Linked DNA regions of Homo sapiens: region 2 is linked to region 1. Evidence: chromatin loops called from intact Hi-C (ENCODE). Cell type or tissue: sigmoid colon. All regions are shown on one strand. Each heading gives the region's core, and the rest is flanking DNA. Links, peaks and the distances in the headings are about the cores only.

Region 1 (5,347 bases), core at 1,682-4,181:
ATTAGATAACACAGAAGAAATGAATAAATTCCTGGAAACATACAACCTACCAAGACTGAATCATGAAGAATTAAAAAACCTGAACAGACCAATAACAAGTGAATCTTTTTTACCGAGTAGTAGATCTCAACAGTGGGCTTAAAATATTAAATAAACCATGATATAAACAGATGTGCTGTCATCCAGGCTTTATTGTTCCACTTATAGAGCACAGGCAGGGTAAATTTAGCATAATTCTCAATGATCACCAGATTTTCAGAATGGCAAATGGGCATTGGTTTCAACTTAGTCACCAGCTGCATTAGGCCCTAACAAGAGAGTTGCCCTGTCCTTCGAAGCTTTGAAGCCAGGCATTGATTTCTTCTCTCTAGCTATGTAAGTCCTAGATGGCATCTTCTTACAATTCTGTTGGAAGGCTGTATTATCTGCATTGAAAATCTATTATTTGGTACAGCCGCTTTCATTAATTATCCTAGCTAGAGCTTCTGGATCACTTGCTATAGCTTCTACATAAGCATTTACTGCTTCACCTTGTACTTTTATGTTGTGGAGGTGGCTTCTTTCCTTAAACCTCATTAACCAACCTCTGCTAGCTTCAAACTTTTCTTCTGCAGCTTCCTCACATCTCTCAGCCTTCATAGAATTGAAGAGAGTTAGGGTCTTGTTCTGGATTAAGCTTTGGCTTAAGGGAAATGTTGCGGTTGGTTTGATCTTCTATCCAGAACACTAAAACTTTTTCTACATCAGCAGTAAGGCTGTTTCACTTTCTTATCATCTATGTGTTCACTGGAATAGCACTTTTAATTTTCTTCAAGAACTTTTCCATGCCCCTGGGCTGGCTTTATCTGCTGAGAGGTGGAGGCCTGGAGAACTGCGTAGCCCTCTGTAGCCATTTGCAGCAGCCCTTGTAGGAAGGGAGAAACGGTGAGGTGGGGGAAGGGCTAGATTTTCTGAATCTCATTGGCCTGGCTCCTGAGCCAGAGGTGGGGTGGGGTTGGGTGGAGAGAGAAAGCAGCCACAGCACACATTGCTGAGCCCAGATGGTGGATTCATGAGAACCATTTAATTGCCCACAGAGAGAGGACATCTCACTTTGGCAGAGGACAGGCTAATCAGAAGCAGCCCCCAGCCTCTCCTCCCTTCTTCTCTCCCTCCCTTTGTGAATTCAGCTTGATGGATACAAGGAAAGGCTCCAGCACTTTGATACCTAGCCACACTGCCCAGCCTCAGCATGGGACTTTCCGAAACAACTCAGGGATTTTTTTTACTGGGAGGAGGGAAGGGAATTTCCCGTGTAAGCTCACCTTGGCCATGCCCCCCCACCCATCATGAACCAAACTAGCCCAGCTCTCCCTACACCCAGCCAGAAAACTTTTTTTTTCTTTGTGACAAAAGGATTCATGCTGGGAATACTCTCTTAAAAAAAGCAAGTGGGATTAGACACAGCTTGGGGTTCAGGAGGTAAACAGATCAGGTTGCCAATGAAATAAGTCAGGCATCTATCATTTCACAGAGTGCCTCTATCATATAAGAACTGCATGACCTCAGGAAAGCCAAATAACCACCATGAGGTTTAGGTTCCTCCTCTACAAAATGAAGATGAAGATACCTACCTGATGGGACCTGAATGGGATGCCTGGTGCTCATTCAGGGCATTATTTTCCCTCCCAGGCTGATGGGATGCTAAGACCAAAGATTAGGCTCAGTTTTATAGTCCTCCTCGGCCAAAAGTTGTGTTGTTCAATATATAGATTTTTCTGCCACCTCCTTTACTATCTGGTTCCTCGTTTTGTTTTTTCTACTGTGTCAATTCTATTATCCTTATTATTCCTATGATTTTTATTGTAAAGTCTTTATAATCCAACCAGGATGGTTGATTGAAAGGACAGGTTGAAACCACAGTGGATTTTGTAACACCAGATGGGCTTCTGAAACATGTTGCATGCAAATTGTCATCTTGAGCAGAGAATCATATTTAAATATGATTCAAATAGGACTAGGTCTGGTATGGTCCAGCTTTTTTTTTTTTTTTTTTTTTTAACCTTCAGCAACTGACAGGTGTTTTCAGAAACTTCTAGTCCTGTCCCTGGGACCCTGCTATTATTCTTTGACTGTGGCCATGGGACTCCCCCACCCCCAGCCATTCCTCAGAAAAAAAGATGGCTGAGAGCCCCTCCCCTCTCCTGTCGACATGGTGGCAACCTAATGCCTGAAGCGATGGTCTCTATCCAGTCCCAGAACATCATTAGCCCCCTTTTCTCATTGCTGAGATAGGTTTGAAGGCTGGACTGGTGAGAGTGAGGTGGGGAAAACAATATATATCTTCTTTTCTCTCTAGCTCATCCACTTACTCCCACATTCCTTCTCTCTTAAAGTGTCCCTACCCCTCTGAAGCCTGGGAAGAGGATTTGAAGTGCGCTCCAGAGTAGTCATCTATCGACTTGACCTTCAGCCTCAACCTGCCAGAGCGAGTGTGGACGGGGGCAAACCGGCCCATACCAGACCTGGTCCTGGGATCACAAGAGCTAGGTTCTGTTCCAGCCCCAGCCTCACAAACTGTGTGCTACCGGAGAAGTCACTTATCCACTGTGTGTGCTCACTGTTTGCTTAACCCTCAAATCAGTGGGAAGACAAATGACTCCAGGCTGTCCAGGGAAATGTGGGAATTGAGAGTGGCCACTAGGTGGCAGTACTCAGAAAGACACGGTGCGGGAGCCCCTGACAGACATGAGGGCTCTGAAGCGCTTTAGCCTCAGAGACAGATGCCCAGGTTCAGCCTGAGGAGAAAGCCGCGACTTCCCTCGCCCAGTAAACGCATTTACCCTTCCGCGCCCCCTGCTGCAGCCGTGGGAATCGGTGCACGCCCCTCCTCCTCCCTCTCCGGCTGACCGTAGGCATCCTTTAAGACCCTGGTGAAGCTCTCCCTGACAAAGCCTCTCTCCCCACTTCTCAGGGCGAATCCTTGTCACCTCTGTCTCCCCGCCGTCCTTAATCCACACCTTGATCAGGACACCACTCTAGAGAGCTATCATTCCCCTGTCTGTCTCCCTGTGAAGTTCTGGAGAGCAGACATCAAGTTTCCTTCACCTCTGTCTCCCCAGTGCCCGACATGGGACTGGCACAGTGCCTGCTGCTATGTATTTGTCTTCCGGATGAATGAGTTCATGAATAGAGCTTGAGAAGATCAAATTAACCCCTTTGCAATGACTTTCGATCTCCTTTTTTTTTTGGTAACTCAGTATTGAGTTATGCTTTTCTTGATTTTGATCAGCAAATATTACTTTGGTGGGGTTTTAAGCATCTCTTAGCTGTGAGTCTCTTGGTTCAAACAAAAACCTATGACAACCTAAATATATAAAATGAATAAAAGTAGAGCTACTTGATTTGAAGCTGGGTGGGAAGGCCTGGAGTCTATACTGCTCCTACCTCCATCCCCTGGTTGGTTAGGGAAGCCCCCCCTTAGAATCTGAGGGCTCTGTAAACAAGTTTTTTAAGCACCACCTTGGTTGTCGTATCAGTTCTTCTTCTATTTATCTCCAGTTTCCAGAAAAGCTAAATGCCTGGGGAAGGACTGAGTTTCTTGAGGGCAGGAGCTGTGTTTCCTATCACAAGGCAGCCAGGGGGACAGTGCATTCAAAGGGTGTTTGACTCGCTAATGAAGTTGAGTTGAATTATAATAATAGGGTTCAAAGACGAATATTGCTTTAGAAGTTGGAAAGAAGTGGCCTTTCCTGGCTTTCCCCCAAAGGAGACATGGGAAGGTGACTAAGGAGCTGGCTGGCTTGACCATCACCTCTGAAGGACTCCTGAGTTAAGTCGTTGTAATCTCTGAATCAGAGGGGCCTAGGAGTGGCCAAGTGGTCAACAGCTCTTGCTTCAGAACTGGATGATTCAATCCATGCTGTAGCTTCAATTTATCTGTGTGCTCCACTGGGTTAGTGTAAGGCAATGCAAATACTGAAAGCTCCAATAAATCACTGTTATATTGAAAAATCTTAGTTAGAAGGTGCTACTGGATTGAGCTAGGCTGATCAAGGAAGTCTTCCTCTAGCATTTGTGATGGAGAGCTCACTCCTGTGAGGGGCAGCATGGGCCATTGCCAGAGGGGACTCCCTTATAGTCAGCCTCTATCTTCAACCTCATCTCTGATGGCTCTTCCCCTCTCCACATAAATGTGCTCAGGTCTCTCAATGTCCTTAAAAAAATTCCACCCTCAACTGGCACCTCTTTATAAATCTGTCCTTTCTTCACAGCCAAGAGTCTTGATAGACCAGCCCATGTTCTGTCTCCACTTCCTCTCCTCCCGCTCCCCCTCAGCTCCCTGCAATCTGGCTTGTGTTCTCACCACTCCATTGACCTGCTCTTGACTGGATCAAAACTGCCCTGGTATTGTGAAGTTCGATACTTGAACACTGATGGCTTTTTACTTACAACTCTTGCATTTATTTTTCATGCCAACTCTCTGCTGGTTTCTTTCCTCCTTCTTTGGCTGCTTCTTCTCAACTTTCTTCTCGGTTTGAGCCCCAACGAACCCTCCATCTTCTTTTCATTTTATCCCAGCACTCTCCCTGGGCCATCTCATCCATGTCTTCAGTCACTAATATTATCTTTTACGTTATCATCAGCAGTAGCATCAGGCCTTTTTGCTTGTCTCCTGTATCCAATTCATAGCAAAATCATGTCAATTCTACCTCCTAAAATCCACCCCAAACCATCCCTCTTCTTCATCCTCTTGCCACTTCGTAATTTATGCCTGGTCTCTTTTAGACTTCTGATGCACCTTCAGCACTGGTCTCTCTACTTTCAGTTTTGACCCTGTAAAATTCACCCCACATGATGCCACAGATCTAAGATATAAATTAGACCATGGCACTCAATCAATTTAAACTTTTCCATGGTGTTCACTGCCTACAGAATAACATCCAAGCTCATTAGTAGCAAGACCTTTATAGAAAGCTCTCTTTACACAAGGCCCACCATCACCTGGCCCTCTCTGTACCTCTCCAGGCTCATTTTCCTTTATTCCTTAATTTGAACTCAGTCTTACAGTAATGTTAAATTGTTTCAAGTTTCCACTGTGATGTCTTTCAGACATTCTATTTATTCAAAATAGAATCTCCTTCTTACCTTGTAATTCCTTTGCATTCTTTAAAACTCAGCTCAGCTCTCACCTCCACTGGGGAGCTTTCTGTGACTCTTCCTAATCTGACTAGGTGCCTCTCATAGGTTTTAATAGCAGCCTGTGCACACTTCTCTCTTAGCAGTAATGAAACTATACTGAGATTGGATACTTGATGGTCATCCCCATAAATTATACACTGTAAGCTCTTTTAGGACAAGGGCGTTT
Region 2 (5,347 bases), core at 1,487-3,986, 87 kb after region 1:
CCAAGTGGGCTGAGCCCCTCATAGTGGAGGGAACCCAAACCTAGGAACCTGGCATCCGCCCAGATAAGCTTTGTAGGGTAAAAAAGTGGGACTCCCGTGGTGGGTGCCACTGTCACTCAACAGCCCCGCATTTTCTAGAGTGTGAAGCAGCAAGTCCACCTCCAGACTAGACAGAGCATTGGTGCTGTGCCAGAAGGAAGGGAGACAAGCCCTTCTGAAAAGTGTTTTGGGAGTGTAGAAGGCTAGTGGGGTGATGTGGGCCTGTGGAGGGAGCTCGAGAGACAGCTGAAAGAAGTGAGAAATTGTCAGCTTCCTTTTCTTGTCTTGGCAGGATCTTATTGTCTGAAGCACACAAGACTCCCATCCTCTGGGAGGACTGCGGTTGCTGAAGGAGAAACTCAACCCTGGTCCTGGCACTGACCAGCATGCAGCCCAGATTGCCTGGTTAGCAGGGCTTCAGCTGCTTTCATTCTCTTAACAACTTGGGGGTAAGGTGGATGGGGAAGGTGCCATCATCATCCTAGTTATGCTGCTGAGTCTTAGGGCTGTTGGAAACTTGCTCAAAGTCACATAGCTCGTAAAAGGCAGCGTCAGAGTCTGAAGTTGGATCTTCTCACTTCAAAGTCCAGACTCTTTCCAATATTCATGCTGCCTTGCTCACACACCCTAAAGAAGCCTGCTGGGCACCCTCCATTCATCAAGGAGGTCACTTTTTACGAATTGCTTTGTAAACCCTGGCATCTTTTTGTGATCTGTGTGACTGTTGATATATCTGTATGCCAGATGAGCTCATGGAAGCTCAGAGAGGTTCAAGGACAGGGACAGAGTCACAGAGCAAAGTCAGGGCTCAATTCAAATGTGTTCACCTGTTCTCAAGAATCCTGAAGAACACTGTTGTCAGAGGGTAAAGGGTTTCACCAGCCTCTGCCTCCGTTTTGACTTATGTGACCCATCTCTATGTTTTGTGGGTCTAATTTCTGGAAGGTTGAAAGGAAAGCAAAGTCAGTTTGATACATAGGAGGCTGAAAAGGGACCCACAGTGGTAACAATGATCCCAACAGCTCACAAACCTAGGGAGGTTTCTCCTGGATGGTCTAAAGACCATGGCTGTCTGTGGAGGGAAGAGATGGGAATGACTGTCCAGCCCAAGATAGGGCCAAAAAAGAAAATCTTAAAATATTTTCATTTTCTTAAAGGTTAACACAAGCCCATCAGACCGACCAGTTTTATAAAGAAAGTGGTCAAGCAGATAGTTTCACAATTTTTTTTTTTTAGCAGGACAAAAGAGACTTAATAAAGCAACAGTGATTCACTAAAAGAACCCCAAAAGGAGGTGAGTCATAACATTATATCCATAGCTGTGGGGTAACATACAAAGTAATCCCTTGAGCACTGGGTTTAGCATCGGAAGATAAGGACTGTGTGATCTTGTGTGAGTCACTTAACCTCTCTGAGCCTCAGGGTCCTCCTCCATAGACACTGTCCCCTCTTCAGAGAGTGATGGTGATGAGCACATGGACACACTCTGTGCTCCAGAGGAAAAGGTGAGTGCCATTGCAAACCATCCTAAACACTTTGTTCATGCCATCATTATAGCACTTCGTGCATTGCAGTGTAATTGTCTGTTTATTTCACTGAGTGTCTCCTCCCAATGAGGGACCCTACCATCTGCCACATTGTGGTGTTCAATGAATGTTTTTGGAATGAATGAATAAACGAATGAATAATCAAATGAATTAACAAATCTGAAAAGCATGATGCAGACTTCAGCATTTTTTTTTAACACAGATATACATGTGGGTCACAATGCAAGGAACTTTTTCCAAGCTTCTGGTCATACCCAGAAACATAAAAGCATGGAATATTCAAGACGCAATCAGAGGTGGCACAGAGTATGGAACACGCTTTCCTGCTGCTTTGGCACAAGCTTCACCCTAGTGAGGCTCAGTTGCCCTTCAAACATTGCCCCAGTGCTCCGTTCGCCGGCTATCTCAGACATACTGATGCACACTGGAGTGCCAGCAGTTGCCATTCCCGAGCTGGCTGAGGCCTGCGGTCCTGCCTCTCTATCCTGTCTCACAGATGGGAAAACCAGGGCCCTGGCAGGTGCAATGGCTTGGCCCAGCGATGGCTCAGGGTGCCCGACAACACACGCAGAACTCTCTCCATCCCAGCCCTGCTTCTCAGAGGGTACAAGGCAGTGAGCTAGGGGTACGAGAAGCCCTCAAGAGCCCGAAAATCAGGAATTATACAGATGATGCAGTAGAATGCAGGATTCACATTAATTCAGTAAACATTTACTGAGCGTCCATCATGTGACAGGCACTGGATTTTTAAGTTAAAATATGGGGGTTCACAACAATTTGCTGTTTGGGCCAGGCCACTCCAGAATAGGCCCCCATACCCAGGTTTTGTAACCATTCTGCTCTAGGGGAGGGATCTGAGCGGGGCTGCCCACCAGCCTGCTGACCACCTTGCCCATGTTCTCTCTATTCTGAGGGCTTCCTGCTCTGGTCTCCAGACCTCATTCTTGAAGAGTCACTCCTATCCTTCTCAGGTCTCTGCTGTTCTGCCTCCCGCCTCTGTGGCTGCAGCATCCAGGACCTTCTGCTTACTCAGGCCAAGGAGACAGTGCAGAGAGAGAAGGGAGATCTCTGTGACCCTGCACCAGGGCCAGCCTCTGCACTTCCCTTCTGCCTGGCAGCTGCCCAAGACTTTGACCCAAAGGCTCCCCCTCCACCCCATTGTTCTGTAGCCCTTGGAAGCCCATGGCACAGAGCTGAGCGGCAGGGGGCACCCCTGTGCGTCATTGTGCTCCAAGCAAAGACAATTTCCTAGGGAAGGCTGGAAGACAGACAGAGCCAAGCAAGCCCTTCTGTCCAGACAGAGCAGAAAATAGAAACTGCCAGGAGAGGAACCAGACACAGAGGCAGGGTGGAGCAAGAGGAATTGTCTGGAGACTCCTCTTCTTGGCTAATTGCTTTGAGTCTACACGTGGTTCAAGGCTGGACATATGGCCAAGCTGGGAGGGGCCTCAGTGACCATCCGGTCCACGCCTTCATGTCACAGATTGGGAGGCCATGGACCAGATAGGGGAGGGGATCTGCCCAAAGCTGCACAGCAAGTTACACAGGGCAGGACTAGAACCCACTGGGCCCAGGCTCTGGTGTGTATTTGGGCTGGCTGTCCTGGTGTCTGAGAGCACAGTCTTCCCCTCCCTATATTCTCCTCACTGCTCACCCTGCTCTCTGCCACTGCTGGAAAAGCAGCATTTCAGAAGGCATTTTAGAAATCTAGACCCAGTTGGTCCTGATCCACTCATGTGTCAGAACCCAGAGTTCAACCACTGTTGGGAGGTTTCAGCACGCAATTCTGTGAATCCTAACCCTGGGCCCAGGGCGTTCGGCCTGAGGTGTGACCTGTCTCTGACTGTTCCAGGAGATTTCTCCTGGTCAGGGGGACCTGAGATATAACCAGAGCACACTGAGGCATGAGGTGCCGTGGCAGCATCGTGCAGCGCCGTGTGGGCAAAGCATTGAGGAAGGCTCTCAGGCCAGCAGAGCTTTCTGAAAGGGACTTTGCCTTGGACTCTGATTTAAAGCCTCTCCTCCTGGACCAGTATTATAACAACCATCCATTCCTGTTCTTCGGGTTTGATGAGAATGGAAGAAAAAGAATGAAGGGAGAGAAGTGAAAGTCTCTGGGTTTTCATTGCCGCTGTGTCGTTTATGAGCTACGTGACCCTGGGCCAGTCCCTTCCCCCTCTGGCTTCTTTTTCCTCATTTGTTAAATGAAAGGGTGGTCCGAATGACTCTGCTGATCCTTCCCTTCCTGAGACTCTCTGACTCACGGGAACTCGAGAAAGTCCTGCCCCACACCCAAAGGCCCAAGACTTTCCCTTTGAGTGGCTTCCCTCTGTGGCATTGATCTCAGAATATTTAACCACAGGAGTCCTTGCCCCTTGAGTGTGGAGCTGAAGGATGAGCGCCACTTAACAGAGCAGGAAAACCATCCTATAAAGAGAAACAGGAGAGACTCCTTACTTTTTACCTACTCTCATCATTTCAAAAAGAGCACGCAGCTCCTGGTGGCACCAAGATACCGAAACTAAACCAGCGTTATCTGTGGGGCATAAGATTTATTTTTATTGTATATCAAGGGCTTCAGAAAAGAAACAACTTAGCTTTTTGATACTGAGGAAATTCTGTATCTAATTGTAGGTGCTATTTTCCCCTCATTCTTATCAGTGAAACTCTTTTTGGTACACAGAGTATAAGTTGCACTTTGATGCAGACATGTTCTTCCTATCCATGCTTCATTGCACTGAATGCATCTCACACTGCCCTTGGCCAGGAGCCCTTGTGCAGGGCACAGCCTGCATCACTGTCTATGGCAGCCCTGGTTCGTAGGGTGGCCTGTCTCATGCTTTCTTTAAACAAAAGTCTAACTTCCCTTTTCTTACATCTTGGCCCTGGTAGCTGAGACAGAAAACTTTAAGAGTTTAATTCCTAGCTAGGCGTGGTGGCTCACGCCTGTAATCCCAGCACTTTGGGAGGCCGAGGCAGACGGATCACCTGAGGTCAAGAGGTTGAGACCAGCCTGATCAATATGGTGAAACCCTGTCTCTACTAAAAATACAGAAATCAGCTGAGTGTGGTGGCGCATGCCTGTAGTCCCAACTACTCGGGAGGCTGAGACAGGAGAATTGCTTGAACCTGGGAGGTGGAGCTTGCAGTGAGCTGTGATCACACCACTGCACTCCAGCATGGGCGACAGAACAAGACTCCATCTTAAAAAAAAAAAAAAGAGTTTAATTCCTCAGTTTAAGTGGCTCATTTAAGATGCATGGTCATCCTCTGCCCACCCACCATCAGAGGCAGAAAAGAAATAGTCTTTGCAAAGAACACGACCACATCCACAGAAAAGCAGCTCTTTCTGTAATGCCTGGACTTACCTAGATCTGAAACCTCTTTTCCTTCTTTCCCTCTACCTCTATCCTGAGCACCATGTATCAGTCAGCTTCTGCTGCAAAGTTCCCAGGTGAAAAGTCATCTGTACCTCAATGACATACAATAATAAACTTTACCACTTCTGTGCTTCGGGTCAGTCAGGCAGCTTTGCTGATTTGGGCTGGACACATCACGTGTGAGGGGCTGCGGGCTGTTGGCTGATCTAGGCCACCCTTGGCAGAGGCAGCTGGGGAGATCGCGCACTGCTCCCTGGTCTCTCACCTCCAACAGGCTGGCTCGGGTGCATTTTCATATCTATGACAGAGGCTCAAGAGAGAGCCCTGGAAACGCTCAATGCCCCTTGAGGCCTAGGCTCAGAACTGGCACACTGACCCTTT

The links. Peaks named below come from ENCODE experiments on the same cell type or tissue, not always from the same donor. Only the 100,000 strongest peaks of a DNase experiment are listed, where the experiment ranks them.
Region 2: a loop joins it to region 1, with 3 times the contacts of the local background. A loop is called at or near these places in 30 of 110 quality-filtered maps.

What each region holds. Positions count from the first base shown.
Region 1 is chr1:117,756,365-117,761,711 of GRCh38, reverse strand. No RefSeq gene overlaps it. Among named protein-coding and RNA genes, the nearest start is that of TENT5C, 150 kb to the right of the region's middle. In sigmoid colon, for the core only: a CTCF peak has its summit at 2,687 (motif pointing right); a DNase peak (open chromatin) is centred at 2,701; H3K4me3 peaks cover 729 bases; H3K27ac peaks cover 564 bases.
Region 2 is chr1:117,669,653-117,674,999 of GRCh38, reverse strand. No RefSeq gene overlaps it. Among named protein-coding and RNA genes, the nearest start is that of TENT5C, 66 kb to the right of the region's middle. In sigmoid colon, for the core only: a CTCF peak has its summit at 2,750 (motif pointing right); a DNase peak (open chromatin) is centred at 2,749; H3K27ac peaks cover 106 bases.